Linked DNA regions of Homo sapiens: all the other regions are linked to region 2. A link is a loop called in an ENCODE intact Hi-C map of the cell type or tissue named here. Cell type or tissue: PC-9. All regions are shown on one strand. Links, peaks and the distances in the headings refer to the core of each region. The heading gives the core; the rest is flanking DNA. Region 1 overlaps ARID1B (AT-rich interaction domain 1B). Region 2 overlaps ARID1B (AT-rich interaction domain 1B). Region 3 holds the start of LOC124901444 (a long non-coding RNA gene).

Region 1 (5,435 bases), core at 722-4,721, 140 kb after region 2:
GAGGAGCCAAGAGCTTTACCACTTTCCTATATAAACCCAGCTGCCAAAATGAATGTGCCAAAGGGGAATTTCAGAAAATTTTAAAGAGATAACCTTTGCTGAGGCTGCAATGTCAACTTTGTAACCGCATGACTGGGACATGTGCAGTGAATGCTTGATTGAAAAGACTGTTCTCTTTGAGATAACTATGGGGTGGGGACAGGGTACAGAAAATAGGATTTACCAGAAGAGGACTAGAATTTTAAAAGAGTCAACAAAAAGACAAGCAACTGGTATCTTCCAATTTGGAAGGGGAGCCTTGTAGGGGAACAGGAGGAGCGAGACCATTCACTGCAGGCCACTTTCCACCCTGGGGATCGTATACTTGCATGATAAATGCATATAAATTACTCATTCGTGTGTAGGTTTTAAATACAGCCTTTGAAATTGTTTCTTCTTTTTTTTTCAAATGAAAGAATTGGGGGTGAGGTGAGATTATGCGGTTGCATTGTTACCACGAGTCAAAAGCCCACTCTCTGAGGGTGCAGGAGGGTGGGTGCTCCACAGCCTTCCTATATCCTTTTTCTCTTCTGGCCCTCCTCAAAATGATTTTTGTAACTAAGCTGATGAAAACAGAAGAAAATGCCAAGCCCATCAAAAATGAAAATTTCAAAAACTGCATTAATTTAAAGCATCATCCTTTAAAAAGATACAGTCTAAGTGTTCCATGAAGATACTTTTCAGGGAGAAAATGTACTCATTAATCTATCTACCCCTAAATTTAAATGATGTATATGGTGAAAAACATAGCAATGGAGAAAAGTAATAGCAATGGTAATCATGCAAGGGTCCAACTTCTCCACAGACTGTCCAAGACCCAACTTGGCTCTTAAATTTCTTCCTCTGAGACTTTGGGAATCGTGTCAACTGCAGAATCCATGAACAGACAGTCCCGTGGGAAGAGCCAGCATTGGTACGTTACTGGCACCCACTGCTCTCCCGAGAGGAGGCTGCACACTGACACAGACAGTGAAGAGGCTGGGGGTTTTGTCCCTATTACCTAGGACAGGACAGGCTTCAAATGAGCATGAGTCTTCTGTCGCCTTCCTGAGTTTCAGAATGTTCTCATAACAAATGAGGAGTGGGTTTATAAATAAATAAATCTTTCTACATTCGAAGATGCTGCTACCACCAGCCCACCATTTCACAAAGCAATGATTCCTCCCCTGAATTCCATGTACAAAGGTAGGGTCAGTGGAACACAAAAGCATTATCAGTGGTTCAAAAACTAACTCCTTGCAGCTTGTTCCCTGGATCATAGTTTGAGTTGGTGTAAAGGGAAGGGAAGAGGAGATGCTCAAAAATATATCCAGTACACAGTCCACATATTGCTGGATCAATGAGCTATTGTTTTAAATGAAAAAATATGTATCCATTCCCTTCCTCCTTGGAAGGCTCGGCACAGTTACACATTATTAAGAACTACTTTATCATACACTTCCGGAACTGGAAAAGACTTTGAATGGCCACTGGTTCAACTCTGTCCTTGTTACGGTCAAGGGCTAGGAAACCTGCATAATTTCACCCAGTAGTCACAAACGGAAGTGCTCACTCCACTCTCCCACGAGGCTCAGTCATTAAACGGAAGTGAAAGGTGGAGGAAGCGAACAGCCACTCAGACTGGGACAAGAGAGGCAAGGACACTTTGGAGGTCATGCTGTGTCCCAGGAGAGCAGTACGGGGTAAGGCATGGGGAGCCCAGAGGATACAAGAGAGCCAGCAGGGGTGGGAAAAGAAGCTGAATAGAGGAAGGAAGCCTGTAAATGAGAAATGCACACACATTTCTTTAAGTTTTAAAAACTAAAATTGTTAGCCAGGCATGGTGGCAGGTGCCTGGAATCCCAGCTACTCCAGAGGCTGAGGCAAGAGAATCACTTAAACCCAGGAGGCGGAGGTTGCAGTGAGCTGAGATCACACCATTGCACTCCAGCCTGGGCGACAAGAACAAAATTCAAAACAAACAAACAATAACAGCAACACTAAAATTGTAAAATCTGTGTAGTTGAGATTAATTTAGAAAGTATGGGTAGAATGTCCCTTATCTGAAATGCTTGGGATCAGAAGTGTCTTGGATTTCAAGCTTTTTCAAACTTTGAGATATCTGCATTACATAATTGCTGGTTGAGCATCCCTAACCCAAAAATCCAAAATCTTGGATGCTCCAATAAGCATCTCCTCTGAGCATCACATCAGTACTCAAAAAAAGTTTAGGATTTTGGCACATTTCTAATTTTGGATTTTCAGATGAGGGATACTCAACCTGTACAATATTAGGATACAAAATTTCTACCAACACAGACACTGTAAGTTCTAGGCACAAGTGGGAAGGGGAGGCTTCGTTGTGAGTCGTTTAGCACATAATCTTAACTTACATGATAAACTTGTGATACTGGGCAAGAAACAGGAACTCCATTTTAAAGTTGTGGCAATATGAAGAAGTGATGCTTTGGATAAAGTATCAAAGTACTTGAAATATCAACATATTTCAAAGTAAATGTTCATACAAAAAGAAAATAATTCAGTTATTTCCCTTGAGAAGAACAATCTGCAACTTTTAAAATTTCATCAGGTGGAACATGTACCAAGTAGACCCAAAAGATTGGTCAGAAAAAAATATAGGATGTTGACATTTTAAAATCAGTAACAGAAAGACACCCAAGGGCAGGCAGGGGAAAGGGAGGAGGACTTACTGAAGGTAGAATTTTCAGCAAAATAAATGTCTCACTTCTTTCCATTGCCTCCTCATTTTATATTTACAAATCATTAAAATTAGGCATTCTAAACTATACATTTTGAAACTCAATAAATAATCATAAAATGATACTTACCCACCTCAAACCAATACTTCAACATGGATGTATTCTGATTGTCCATTCTAAGCACCTCTGAAATTAAGTCAATAGACTTCAGTGAATGCATTTCACTGTTTTGGACATTAACTGGTACAAATACCTGTCTTAAGACAGAACCCTCCAAAATCCAGTGACATATAAGGATAACTGGGCTAAAATATTTTAGTTCTGAAATTAGATCATATTCCAATTTTACTTTATTTTAGCTATATTACCATTAGAAGGTAAAGCCAGGTTTCAAACAGTATCCTACAATGATTTTCACTTTAATAAATCCTTTAAATTTAAAAGATACACTGTATATGTCATAGGGAAACACGATTTCCAACTATTCATTTGACATATTTAGTTTCCTTTCAAAAATGTTTCTTACAAGAACAATGAAACTTTATCCCAGCAGCAACACTGTAGTCCGGAAGGACTTCCCCGAGCTCAAGACAAGGTATAAGGAACTGGGGGGAAATGATAATATTTTCTGACCAGGGCTACTACATTCAATAATCACTCACAATCATTTAAAACCTACAGCTATTTCTTACTGCCAGAAAAAAGAATTAGCAACACTAGTATCTGGGCATTCGGTGGTTCCTGAATCTCAGAACCTTTTTCCATTGCTCTTCACTCCCCAAACTAGTGGTAGCCTAATAATCCTAGAAACATGGCAGCCACCTCCTTAGCGGACTATGATTAGCCCACACACAGCATCCAGGAAAAACCAACTGCTGGAGTTTGGGCACTCCATCCTTACACCTCCTAATCCTCCCAGATGGAACGCCCATCTACAGAAGGCCCTCCAGGTGGCCACCTTACCCTTATCTGCTGGAGCTTTACTGGGAAGGCGCACTGCTTAGGAGGCAAAGACCTGCATGAAATAGAGAAGACCTGCCGTGCAACTGGCAAATCACTTAGCTATGGTTTCAGTTTTTCATCAGGTTGTCCTGAAAATAGACCATGTTCTAAATCTACTTTATCTGAACTACAAAAAAAAAAAAAATTCTTAAATTATCATTAGAAGGAAAAAGGGAGAGGGGAATCAAAGGAGCTTAAAAAATACTGAAAGTTAATTAGAGTAATGGCTGTCAAATGTTTTGACGCCAACTCGGAGGAAGAAACATATTTTATGTCAAAACCTTGAACACAGAGGACACTTGCTGTATGTGCTACATTTGTATCTTCTACTATTTACATCAAATTCCTTCCATTAAAAACATTTCTAGTTGCAGTCTAATACATTACTTTCTTGCTCCCATTAATGAGTCATAATCAGCAGTTTAGAAAACACTGCATTAGGGCACGATATTTTTTTTCCCAGAGAATCTCAAAGAAAACAGTTCCAAGTGATACTTTATCAGAATAAATGAGGGTCCCGCGATTCTGGCTCCTGAAATGCCTCTTCCCTGACCTACAGCTGTTGTTGATACAAAATGCCATTGCCAGAGAAAGAGAACTTACTGCTGGTCTGAGTAGGCTGAACTGCCAGGGCAGGTTAACAGGAAACACCTGCACAGGAGGAAGGCAAACACCAGCAGAACAGGTAACAGCTTACCTCCAGCACCTCCAGCACCTGCCACTCAGAGGAGCCGGCAACTCTCAGAAGAAGTCAAGAGTCAAAGCAAGGAAAGGTGAAGAGATGGGGCTGGAGTGAGACGAGGTGACAGTCCCGAGGTGAGGATCGGAGAGTGAGATCATGCTGTGGGGAGCGTGGGCCGAGTGCTGGGGCTGATGTGTGTCAGGCTCACGCTGGAGAGGAAAGCATGGAAGACATGGCGTTCAGAGGCAGCACGTCCAGAGGAGAAGGAAGTAAAGCTCAGAAAAGTAAAGAAAAGCAAGGAGAGGAAGGGCTATGACTTATTTTAACTTTCCACACAGATCCCCAAAGAAGAAAAGTAAATTGTCACGAAGACAAGGCAATCTATTTGTCCAGAGTGGAGGACCCCAACTGTGGGAGCTCTCAGATCACCAAGTCCCTGGAGTAACTTGGGAATCCCCCTAGCAATGAACTCTTTGCCAGGTTTATATGAATATTAGGCAAACAATAGCTCTGGGAGAAACAATTAGAAGAAATTATAACTACTACCCCAAATTTACAATAATGCTACCAAGAATAAAGACGGTTAACATATAATTGAGAATCTGCAAGCTGACGAGGAAGATTTGATGCAGGGAGAGAGCCCCGAAGTAAGATGCTGTCGGTATGGGGAGCCTAAAGGCGCCTCACAAACACTCCTTGACTATAACTCCCAGGGAGGCCAGAAGAAACCTAAGGCAGTTGCGTTAATTCAGGCTCTACCCTTAGAAAATGCAGAAATTAAGACAGCGAACTCTCCCTCTTTTCGGGTTCCCCGTGTAAGATTTTATCATAACCTTACTTTGTTCTCTATCCTGAGGCCTCAACATAAAAGCCCCTAGCCACAAAAATACAGTATAAAGCTAATCAGCTCTGTGTACTACAAAATGATTTACAAAATAACTACCGAACAGACCTCATTATAAAATGTTGTCACTGATATCACCTTCCCTCACCCAAAACTAGCACTCACGACA
Region 2 (5,435 bases), core at 572-4,571:
AAACAAAAATGAGGTTTCTGAAATAATTTACAACCAAACATAAAAAGAAACTTGTCACTTGGCAGTAAGATTCATTTATGTTATGTTTTTCTAAGAGTTTATAAACAACCTTGGTCAGCGTTTGGGATGAAATGACCCCAGTTCCTGAAAGAGTTAAACCACATATCATTTTTGTGGCAGGAAGGCCATAAGAAGCAACTTCCACAGAGTGGCACTTCAGCACTGCTGACGCAAAATGTTGGAAGACAAATCTTTCTTCCACAAAGAGGCCTTCAAGTTAAGTAACATCTCTGCACAGGCAGATAAATCTCATATGAAATGTAGGCTGAATGCCATGGTTTATGTTACCAACTATTTTTAATACAAATTCACTATTTTTAAAATGGGTAAATTGGTGAAAGTTTAAAGAATAAATAACCTGAGATAACTAGCTACAATCTACATGCAAAATCTGTCAAGCCATACACTTGCTTGACATCTCACTTGAATGTATTATTTACATCAAGACTACCTTTGGCAAACCTAGGGGAGCATAGGAACCACACACTCATTATATTAGGTAGGCAAAGTTTAACTTCAAAATTTGCCGTAAACTTGGCAAATGTTTGCAGCAAATAGAAATTACTGTTGGAGGGGCAGAAGTCATAAGTGACTCCCAAATAGATATGCCTTGTTGATATTTATTTGGGTTAACATTTTAAAATCCAAGACTTTCCAAATAACATAAAATAGTGACTGCAAACCACACTTAGATGTACCTACAACGTCAGACCCATTATGAGCAATGGCAGGTAAGTGTAACAGTAGAATATGCCACGACGATGGGGAGAAATCTTTTACTCAACCCTTATTACACTGTTTCCAAATTGCTCCAGTTTATGTAAAATAATTTGTATTGTTTTCTTTTTTAATTGTACATATCCCTTCTGAGATACAGAGAAAATTAAGCTTTTCCATAAATTCAGTATTCACAAAGCTAGGGAGTTAAAAGCCTGTAAACACAAAATTCACTGACCTGCATCAATTTAAGCACTATTAAAAGAGATTGCAGCTCAAAATCTAAAAAGAGCTGCTAATCCTGCTCTACAGATAGTAACCAATCAGTGTTTATCCTCACAATGCATTTGCTCTTCCTGTTAGGAAGCGCCGGAGTGAGGAGAGGATATGGAATACAAGAGTATATCCTAGTATGCAACTCACTCCTTCTTATGAAACACCTAAATAATAAATTCAACTTAATTTAAACTGTAACTGGCAAATGTCATCAGTTAACAACAATGATCAAGGTCAGAAATGTCCCTGCTATTATTTTTATAAAATCTGTATACAGATCACAAACACAGAAATTGCTACATGAAAATTTCTATGCATATTCACACGTGCGGTAAACACTACAAGGCATAAAAACAGAAGAATGTTAATATTCAGAACTCTTCAAGGCCATTTCTCTTAAACATTTCAAAATACTTTTGGATTCTGTCTCTACATCAACACCGAAAACTGACCCTAACCCTAACCCTACGTTGTTATAATGGATCATCAATTAAATTTGCAGAATTCCAAAATTAAGTTGCTTTGAGTCTGATAAAAATACACACATAAGTTATAAGTTATCTGCATAAGAATTATCAACAAGAGAACAAATTAGAATTTATGGTCAAATTATATAGTTCACAGAGTGAACAAAAAGTGTAAAACCAAAGTGGCCGTCGCTGATTGCTACTAGTTGGATTAAATGCATGTCTTGGTTAATCTACTATAGTTTCATGTGTTGTTTAGCTTACTTGAAAAAGTCGTCAAATGTTCCTAGATTGCAGATTGCAACATCCTACCTAAAACACCTGCAAGTGACCAAGAGACCACCCAGTGATCCCAAAGTCTCCATGGCAGAGACAGGATGAAAAGTAATATCCCGACAAGACTCTTCAGCATTTAATTAAGAACAGGAAAGCACAGGCAGGAGATGAAACTTTACAAGCCTAGGCGTTTCTCGGCTTTTAAAAAATGCTGTGAGTTGGTTTTCCCAGCAAGGAAGGTTGATGAGCATGCACTTGGCTCCAAGAAGCAGCTATTACACAAATAGAATCCAAGTGCCTGGCTAAGCCGCCCAGCCTCGGTGCGTCGGGTAACAGCCAATGGCGGCGGCCTGCCAGCCTCGCCCCGCCCACCTCCCGCCGGCCCCGCCCCTCCACCTCGCCCCCTTCCGCGGCCCCGCCCCGCCTCCCCGCCCTGTTCTTGGCGGCCTGGGCTCCGCGGCCCTGCTGGCGTCCTTCGTCTGTAGTTCCTGGCTTTTCCACCGTCAGCCACTCGTTTTAATTACGCGAACGGGTTCCAACTCATCCAGCCTTTAAGTTTGGGTGGTGGTTTTGAGAGGGGGAAAGAGATGCACCAAAGGAAGTAGGGGAAAAATAAAACCTTAAGCGCTGGGCGCGCCACGCGGGACGCAGAGGTTAGGGGCGCGCGGCGAGGTAGCGGGGCGGCGGCGCGAGACGGCGCAGGGGAAACACTCGGTGCCTGCGTGAGTCTGGCCGCGCCGGCTCATGTGTACGCGAAGCTGTGTCAGCAGAAACTTTAGAAAACACGCTGTGCGAGCGGCCGCCGCCTCCCGCCTCCAGGAGGAGCCTGCGGGCGCGCGGGGCGGACGGTGCCTGCAGGCGGCGGCCGCGCTTGCCCGGAAAGGAATGTGGCTGCGGCCGGCGCCTCCTTCCGCGGGGTCCCACAAAGGCTCATCTGTGCGCGGCGCGGCGCCGTCGGAGGAGTCCGAGCCTGTTCAGTCAGGCTGAGGACGCGGTTGTTTTCGTCCCCCTGTCCCCGCCCCCACGAGCCTACGTGCGGGGTAGGGAGGGCGGCACCGGAACCCCCGCCCGGGTCGGGCCGAAAGGAGCGAGCGGGGCCTGCCGGCAGAGGCCGCCGGGCTGCTGTGTGACTCGGTCCCCTCCGCGCTCGCCGCCCTCATCCTCGCCCAGCGCCTCCGCGGCAGGGTTAATTCCGCCCGCTGCCTGGTGGTCCCACTCCCGGGGGATTCCGGGGTCCGTGGAATCACTGGTTCTCCCTTCGGAGGAGCTCGGCTTCTTCCGTGGGCGCGGGCGAGTCTCCCCGCTGTACCGCGGGGCCGGGGCTTGAATAAAACAAAAGAAACCAAGGCGAGGTGTGGACGCGCAGTGAGGACCGGAAAGCGAGGCCTGAGAGCTGGCGGCCTGAAAGCGGTCCTGCGTCCTTCACACCCTCTCTCTAAAATCCCCCTCTCTCAAGCGGGCCCTGACCAAGAGTAAAAGCGCAGCCGAGGAGGGAAGGACGCCGCCGCCGCGCAGGCATCCGGGCAGGGACGGGTGGGCGGGAGATTCCGGGCCGCTGTTCAGGGCAAGCGCTAAAAGTTTCCGGGTCCCCGAATTTCTCATTTCTTTATCGAATTCTGCAAAGAAGTAACGTTCCTTCGGCCATTAATATTGTAAGAATGTATCGTTTCTAGCCATAAGTTCCAGGTTACTTTTTGTAAGAAAATTAAGGACTCAAGTAGATCAGCCAAAGAAACCACGTACAGCATAAACTCACGTACCACTCCTTAAAAAAATAATTTATTGAGTTATGACCAAGAGTTATATAAGGGGAGAGGTAACAAATCTTTGGTGAGGAAAAAGCGATGGAAAAAATATTAGAGAAGCATAATTTTGAGGAAATTACATATAGTTTGAAACCACCACTGTTTAATATTTTGACTCGCGATCTGAGTAGGAGAAATGACCAAGCTAGGCTGTTGTTTATGTGATGCCATCTCATTCAGTTCTACCTACTATTTATAGCTCCAACAGCATCAGAAAGAAAAACACATGCCTAGTGGCTAAAGCATTCAAACACAACCCCTTATAAAAAAGTTAAAGTTTGGGTTAATTAAAAAAAATTAATTTCATATTAAATATATATTTTTAGGTTCCAATTTACAGTTATGTAGTTATATATTATCGCAATAAAAAGATCTGCCCATGGACTGGTTTTTGGTTTTGAGACATGTTTAAATTACATCCCTTACAGAGTGCTCAACTTGTATGGGGGTAAATGACTAACATGATGTTATCTACAAGGTTAAAAAGCAAGAATAAAGAACTAACTACATTTTAGGTCAGTTCTTCATCAGAGAAGGAATGTTAAAAATTTATTTCCATCCAATTTATTTTCTAAATATTATTAATTTTCTTAAATAAAACATTTCCTGAACGGCAAATTTGCTTGTTATGTCTATTCCCTCCTTCCTGAAATGACTTTCTCCTATCCCTCTAACAGCTTTGTCTTTTGCTACTTCTTCATCCTCCAAGTTGTGCCAATTTGTTTCACTTTTTATTTATCTTTGCTAAAAGAGAAAGGCAGGGGGCGAAAAAACCCTAAAGGACTTAAGATTTTCAGATGGTTCTAGCTCTAGAAACATAATGGCTGCATATGAAGGGGAAGACAGGAGTCGTCCAGATACACCCAGATTTTCTTTTGGCTTGGTGGGAAGAATGAATGGCATGGTTGTGTCCTCGGCAATTTGACATGCTTGTGGTATATCCGCGGAGGTGACCCGCTGGCAGCAGGAAATACAGGTCATGGCACAAGTTGCAGGAGACTAAAGAACATGGATTCGCAGGCAATTAGATGACAGTTGAGTGAGCGTGGATGACTGAGTTTTATCATAAAAAGGCATCACAAAGGACGATAGAGCCTAAAACAGAACCTTCAGGAGTACCAACATTTAATGGACAAGTTCTTCCCTCCTTCCTTAATGAAAGCAAAAGCCACCAGGCTAGAAATTTTACAATTTCAGAACTGCTTTTTCCTCCAAATCTAGAGAGAAATAGGAAGTGAAACATGGACTCAGGTAACACTAAACAGAACTAAATTTAACTCCTCCAAGCAGTGGCTTTGGAGAAGTTAGACAAGTTTCTTAGCATCTCTGGGCCTCAGCTTCTTCATGTATATGACGACAGTCTGCTCTGATGGTTGTTATGAGAATGAAATCAGCACTTACCAGATGCTGGCTATAAACATCATCTGACCATTCCTGAAATACAGACTAGCCTCCATTCCCATTACCAATGCCTTAACTGAGACTCGCATCTCTCCTCCTAAGCCTAGAATACTGTGAAACTGGTTTCCTTGACACCAGGCTCTTTCCAACCCATTCTCCCTCACAGTGCCCCCAGTGTCCTCTTCAGATAACAGATTTGAACATGTCATTCTGCTTAATATCCCTCAGACCAACAGAACTGGGTCTAGACTTCTTACCTCGGGATAAAGGGCTTTGGAGAATCTGTTCCTAATCTGCCATATGATATCACCCCTTACCTCAACTCATTATTGGAATATGAAGCACCCTGTCATGATTTCTGTGCTGAGCCTACCGTATTTTTTTTCAGCCCTTTATTCATACAGATCCCTTCACTTTCCCTGTACATTTGCCC
Region 3 (5,435 bases), core at 455-4,454, 340 kb after region 2:
TCGCATTGTTATGGTCAAAGATCTTTAATCAAAACACTAGTTCCTCTTTGTTACCTCTTTTCTTTCTCCCTCTTTCATAAAGAGCCCCCACAAATGGTATTAAATGTTTTGTTCTGGGAGTTTCAGGCCAGGGATTTTCCTTGACATTTCTTTTTTGTTTCATGTACTTTTTCTGAAATTCCCCAATAAACTGTCCTGTTTTTCTTTTTACTTTTGTTTTTGTATATCCACATTGCTTATTTTATTATATATTTGCATGCCCATATTCCAGAACCACTGAACAGCATGTTTTGTGCTTTTCCTGGCTGTTACCTGTGTGGCAAGGTATTCAGTGGCTTCCTGGCTTCCTTTTCTATGCCCCCTGAGTAACCCCCTATGCAGATTCATCACTTTCCTACTCATTGTAGGTTCCCTGCTTTGCTCATGTTGTTCCCTCAACCTGGAGTGGCCTTTACTGTCATCTAGAGTTGGTCTTCAGAATCCAGCTCAAATGCCTGGCCTTTCACAAAGCACCGTCTGACCCTTTAACTGTTCTTTCCTCTGTGCTTGGTAGCATTTTACTATCACCTCCAATATATACTCAGGAGTCATCTACTGAGCACCTATGGTGTACCCTGGAGGGCTGGGGCAGAACAGACAACAATCAGCCTTGGTATCCACCCTCTAGGAGTCCGGGGAAATAGGAAAACAGAACTGGAACCCAGTGTAGTCCAGGCTGAAATGGAGGTCAGCAGAGACGCCAAGATAATGACAGGGCCACGCCAGCGCTCGCTGGCTTTTCTTTAACGCACGTTTTCCCTTAGTAAAAATCAAGATCCTGAGGGAGAAGTGATCCTTTTTAATTCGCCTTTTCGGGACTTTGTGGCAGCGCTTAACGCGCCTTATGCTTAATGGCACACGTCGGGGGGCTCCCGGGAGATGACGGGTGGGCGGACCCCAGGCGCAGGTCCAGTCCCATTACCCACATTTCCCGGAGCCCAGTCTACTTTTCACATCTTTCATTCCCCCTGAAATAGATGCACATTCGCCTCCAGATTTAGAATAGGAGCAATGAGTATTTCACGAAAGCCTGGAAAATATGACTTTTCCAGAAATGGCTTAAGTCGGTCATAGATCTTCAGGCTCCTGGCAACTGCGGGACGGGGGTGTGCCCTAATTGCATCCATTTCCTCCCAGGCCTGATTGGGAATCTTGCACCGGCATCGCGAGCCCCGCTCTTCGGCCTCCAGGAGCGAGTGAGGGACGCGGGAGAGGGGCTTTTCTTCGGCGTGCGCGTCCCCCTGCCGCCGGCTTCTCCAGCTCCTCGCCGGGCCGCGCTGCCGCCCAAACTCCGCGGCGCCGCCCGCTCCGCGCCCGGCTCCGGCCCAGGTTTTGCGGCCCGCCCGCCGCCGCGCTCGCCGAGCCGGAGGCTGGCGCCGCCGAGGCCGCCGCGGCCGGGGCGTGGGGGCCGCACCGCGCACGCGCGCCCGCGGCGTCTGAGGCTCCCTGCGCCCCGACTCCGCGCGGCCGGAACCCTCGCGCCGCCGCGCCACCCGGAGCCGCCCGGGACCCGGACCCCGCGCGCCCCGCGCCGGGCGGGGACTATTTTCTCTGCCCGTGTCCTCTCCTCTCCCCACGCCGGGAGGAACATTCCTGGCTCTCCCCGCCCGGCTGCGTCTGTGCCCGCTCCTCCCCCGCCGCGTGTTTTCCGCCCCAGTAAAGATCGTGCCACACAAATAAGCCTCGAATGCCCTTTGCCGAGCAGGCAGGAGGGCAGCAAGCGCAGAGCCCGAGCGGGCCATTTTCAGGGCGCGTCTCCGGAGCCGCTAAAAGTCTTGTTTTCTCCCAAAAGTGGAAGGTGGGAGGTGGGGCGGTCGTGGGGCCGCTTCCAACTGCTACACACGCTCGAATAGTTGTCAGTAAAATCAAACTGACGTCAGCCCTGAGGAAAAAGATAGGTCTCTTTTGTTCTCATGTTCTACCCCCGCCCCTTGCGATCAAAGGCAAAAAACATTTTTTTGGAGGTGGGGGGAAAGACAAAAAGGGGGAAAAAATTGCAATGCGGAGAGATAGCTTCCATCAGAGCTCCTGCCCGGGCGATGGGAATGTTTAATGAATGCATCAAGCCTTTTGATCACCCTCGCTCGGTTGGGTTCAGTAGTGCCGGAAGGTTAGTTGCATCTCCTGTGGCTGATCTGAAATTCGATCAGCAGAGGGGGCAAAGAAAAGAAAAGCATTTTAATGGGAATCAATAGGGGATCATAGGTCTTGGAAGGAAATACGTGTTGATTAAAAATGCCACAAGATTAAAAAATGTCCACGACTTGTTTAAAAAGAGAAAAAGGAAAAAACAGAGAGGAGAGGAGAGAGAGAGAGGAGAGAGGAGAGGGGGAGGAGGAGGGAAAAAAACCCTTAGCAATCTATTTTCTCTGTGTGTTGCTGCCAGAGAGGCAGTCAGCAGACCAACAGTTTGTATAATGCTTCAAGCTACAGCGGGCAAATTTAAAGCTGTATGCTCAGAACAACATAATAAATACTTATTGAAAATGCATTTCTATTTCTAAGCGGGGTTCACTCATGCATTATACAAAGCACCTAGGGCTGCAGTAGCGAGACGCAAGGGGACAAATAAGGTGTACTGTGGCTCAAGTTCTTAAAACTAAACTCTCCAGCTTTTAACAGTTGACAGCAAGAACATAGACACTTAAAAAATGTATGAAAAACTAAACGAATAGCTTGAAAGATACCACGGACTTAAATTGTCTGAAACTTAAAGTTGTAATTTAAAAAAATCTGATAACTGAGGTTGAGGAGAAGGATAGCAAGGGGAGTTAGTGGTAGATAGCATATTGATTGGGTTACAGAGTGGAAAATTATTGCCCTGTAGGTAGAGAAAGTGATCAGCGGTGTGATAAAAACGGTGGAAGGTTTTATGACTATCCATCTACTACAGTGGGAAAGGGAAAAAGGTATTTTAAACCCATTCTTTGACAGAAAAACACAAATATACACCCTGTTTGCATAGCCTTTTAGAAAGAAATCAATTTACATTTTTACATTTTTGCATGTTAAACAAAGTTTCTTCATTGCAGTGGTGGAGCCTTCCTTTCAATAGCCTTTTAGGGAGTCCTCCAGATCTCCTGCATTCTAGTCCTACCCTTTACTCATCTTCCTCATTTTTACCTTTTCTTTCAATCTCTTTGAAGGACGTAAAAAGCGTCAAAGAGGTTTCTCAGGGCAATTTCCCTTGGATGTTCCTAATATTTAATTTCAGTAGTTTGGATAAAGGGGGATCTGTTATAATGGAGGTTTCCTTGTTGAGCCACGAATTATCTTACCTCAATATTTTTGGTCTCTACTAGATTATAAAATCCTTGAAGGCAGGGGATGTATCTCCTCTATCATTCATATTTCCAACAATGCCCCTTAGAACAAAACCTTGCACCTGGGAAATAGTAGAGAGAGCTCATTGAGCACTTTGGGTTAATAGCGGTAGATGGCCCATTGGATTTCAGAGAGGAAAAGTCATTGCTGGGTAACCTCAGAGAAGTGACTTAGCTTCTCTGAGCTTCAGGTTCCTCATCTGTAAAGTTTGAATGCTTATATCTAGCTACCAGGACTCACTTTTGTGAATGAAATGCTCATAAAGCACACTGTGTAATGTGCAATATCTGGCTATATATACATATATATCTAAATACATATATAATGTATCTAAATATATCTATAAATTTTATGTTCTATCTATCTATCTATCTATCTATCTATCTATCTATCTATCTATCTGCCTATCTTGTTCCTTCTCCTAAGATTTCTCCCACCCAGAAGCCCTGACTCCTTTATTCACACTCTGATGTGTCCCCGCCTTGAATCTGGACTGTAGCTGGATTGATGCTTTATGACGTTCAAGGCTAGATTATAAGAATCTTGCTGCTTCTACTTGGGACTCTTGGAATGCTCACTCTTGGGACATTCCCTCCTAGGACCCAGCTGCAATCTTCAGGAATCAGGGATCTTGTGTAGGTGAGATCAGGTGGACAGGTTGATAGTGTGCAGTGAACTCCCAGCCAACAGATAACATCAACTGCCAGCCATTCACTGCCAGCCAAGTGAATAGGCCATTTTGGATGGCCAGGCCTGTCCAAACTTCTGATGACTCCAGCCCCAGCTGTTGTCTGACTGCAATTGTATGAAAGACCCCAAGCAAGAACTGCCCAGCTGAGCTTAGTCAGCCCATAGAACCGTGAGAGGTAATATATAAAATGTGCAAATAAAAAAATAATTTTACAGTAGGTATAAAACCTGCTTGTTGAATAAACAGAAATGAAATAAGCTAGCTGCTTGGCAATCTCTTCCTTACCCCTTCCCTCCTGCCCCTGTTATTCTTTGACACCCCCAGTGGCATGCCAGCCCTTATTCCTGAGGCTATTAAGCTAACTGTGACTACATTAAAATGGAATTTGGTAAGCCCTTTCCTCAGGAGGCTTAGAGTCCAATTGGGCAAGAAGAAACTTTTCAAAAGGGGAAGCCATTTATGCACTGCTAGGTCCTGGCATAGAATAATGATTGTTAAACTATCTGTTGTTAAATGGAAACATTATTTTCTGTAACATGCTGATTGGAGGGAGGAAAGTTTATCTAGGGTTTGAGCTGGCCTTTGCTTGTAGGGATTTTTTTTTTTTTTTTTCAGCTTCTTTTTGATGTAGTTCTACCTTTCCTGGGAAAATCTTAAGAGTTCAGGAGAACAAATTTCTACCAGTTTGGAAGCCACCAAAATGAGAAGATATAGTATCTTATTTTATTAATTTTGATATTTATGCACTAGCTAATTACTTGGAAGATACATCTTCTTGTTCGTAATACAGTCAGTGCCATTTGGCCCTTGATCAAGTGTAAACAATGATTTTCATGTGGAAGGGCTGGAGCTTGGGCTGCATCTGCCGTGCACTTCATTCGCTAGGGCTACAGTGGTCACCAGAGATTTTTCTTCTATCACAGGTGATTCTACCCAAGAATGATTCGAGGAAAGGGGAGGTGTGGGCAGGAAACCAATTGGGGTTCGCAAATAAATAAAATGCAACTCAATTTTTTTTTAATTTTTGAAAGAAATTCTAAACTTACTGACTTGTTTTAAAAATTGAATAAATAGGCTGGGCACAGTGGCTCATGCCTGTAATCCCACTTTGGGAGGCCAAGGTGGGTGGTTTGCTTGAGTCCAGAGGTTTGAGACCAGCCTGGCCAACATGGTGAAACCCTGTCCTTACTAAAAATACAAAAAAATTAGCCGGGCATGGTGGCACATACCTGTAATCCCAGCTACTTTGGTGGCTGAGGCACAAGAATTGCTTGAACCCGGGAGGTGGAGGTTGCAGTGAGCCAAGATAGTGTCATTACACTCCGGCATAGGCAACAGAGTGAAACTTCATGTAAAAAAAAAAAAACAAAAAACTAAATAT

Evidence for each region. Hi-C counts contacts between places; a loop is a spot of excess contacts. Peaks named below come from ENCODE experiments on the same cell type or tissue, not always from the same donor. Only the 100,000 strongest peaks of a DNase experiment are listed, where the experiment ranks them.
Region 1: it touches region 2 in a loop (2.5-fold over the local background); 14 of 110 quality-filtered maps call a loop at or near these places.
Region 3: it touches region 2 in a loop (24-fold over the local background); 62 of 110 quality-filtered maps call a loop at or near these places.

The regions. Positions count from the first base shown.
Region 1 is chr6:156,882,773-156,888,207 of GRCh38, reverse strand. All of the region lies in intron 2 of ARID1B (AT-rich interaction domain 1B), which reads right to left. Among named protein-coding and RNA genes, the nearest start is that of MIR4466, 110 kb to the right of the region's middle. RefSeq lists a silencer at 1,505-1,554. In PC-9, for the core only: no CTCF peak of the experiment used is centred there; no DNase peak of the experiment used is centred there.
Region 2 is chr6:157,018,928-157,024,362 of GRCh38, reverse strand. All of the region lies in intron 4 of ARID1B (AT-rich interaction domain 1B), which reads right to left. Among named protein-coding and RNA genes, the nearest start is that of MIR4466, 240 kb to the right of the region's middle. RefSeq lists silencers at 2,088-2,177, 2,478-2,997 and an enhancer at 5,220-5,269. In PC-9, for the core only: CTCF peaks have their summits at 2,397 and 2,603 (motif pointing right); DNase peaks (open chromatin) are centred at 2,092 and 2,792; H3K4me3 peaks cover 2,593 bases; H3K27ac peaks cover 1,996 bases.
Region 3 is chr6:156,683,457-156,688,891 of GRCh38, reverse strand. It overlaps LOC124901444 (a long non-coding RNA gene), which reads left to right and starts at 3,820. Exons shown (of 2, transcript XR_007059829.1): 1 at 3,820-4,229. RefSeq lists a silencer at 1,367-1,676 and enhancers at 1,030-1,956, 2,517-2,626, 1,957-2,884. In PC-9, for the core only: CTCF peaks have their summits at 1,952 and 2,151; DNase peaks (open chromatin) are centred at 1,681 and 2,011; H3K4me3 peaks cover 2,599 bases; H3K27ac peaks cover 1,180 bases.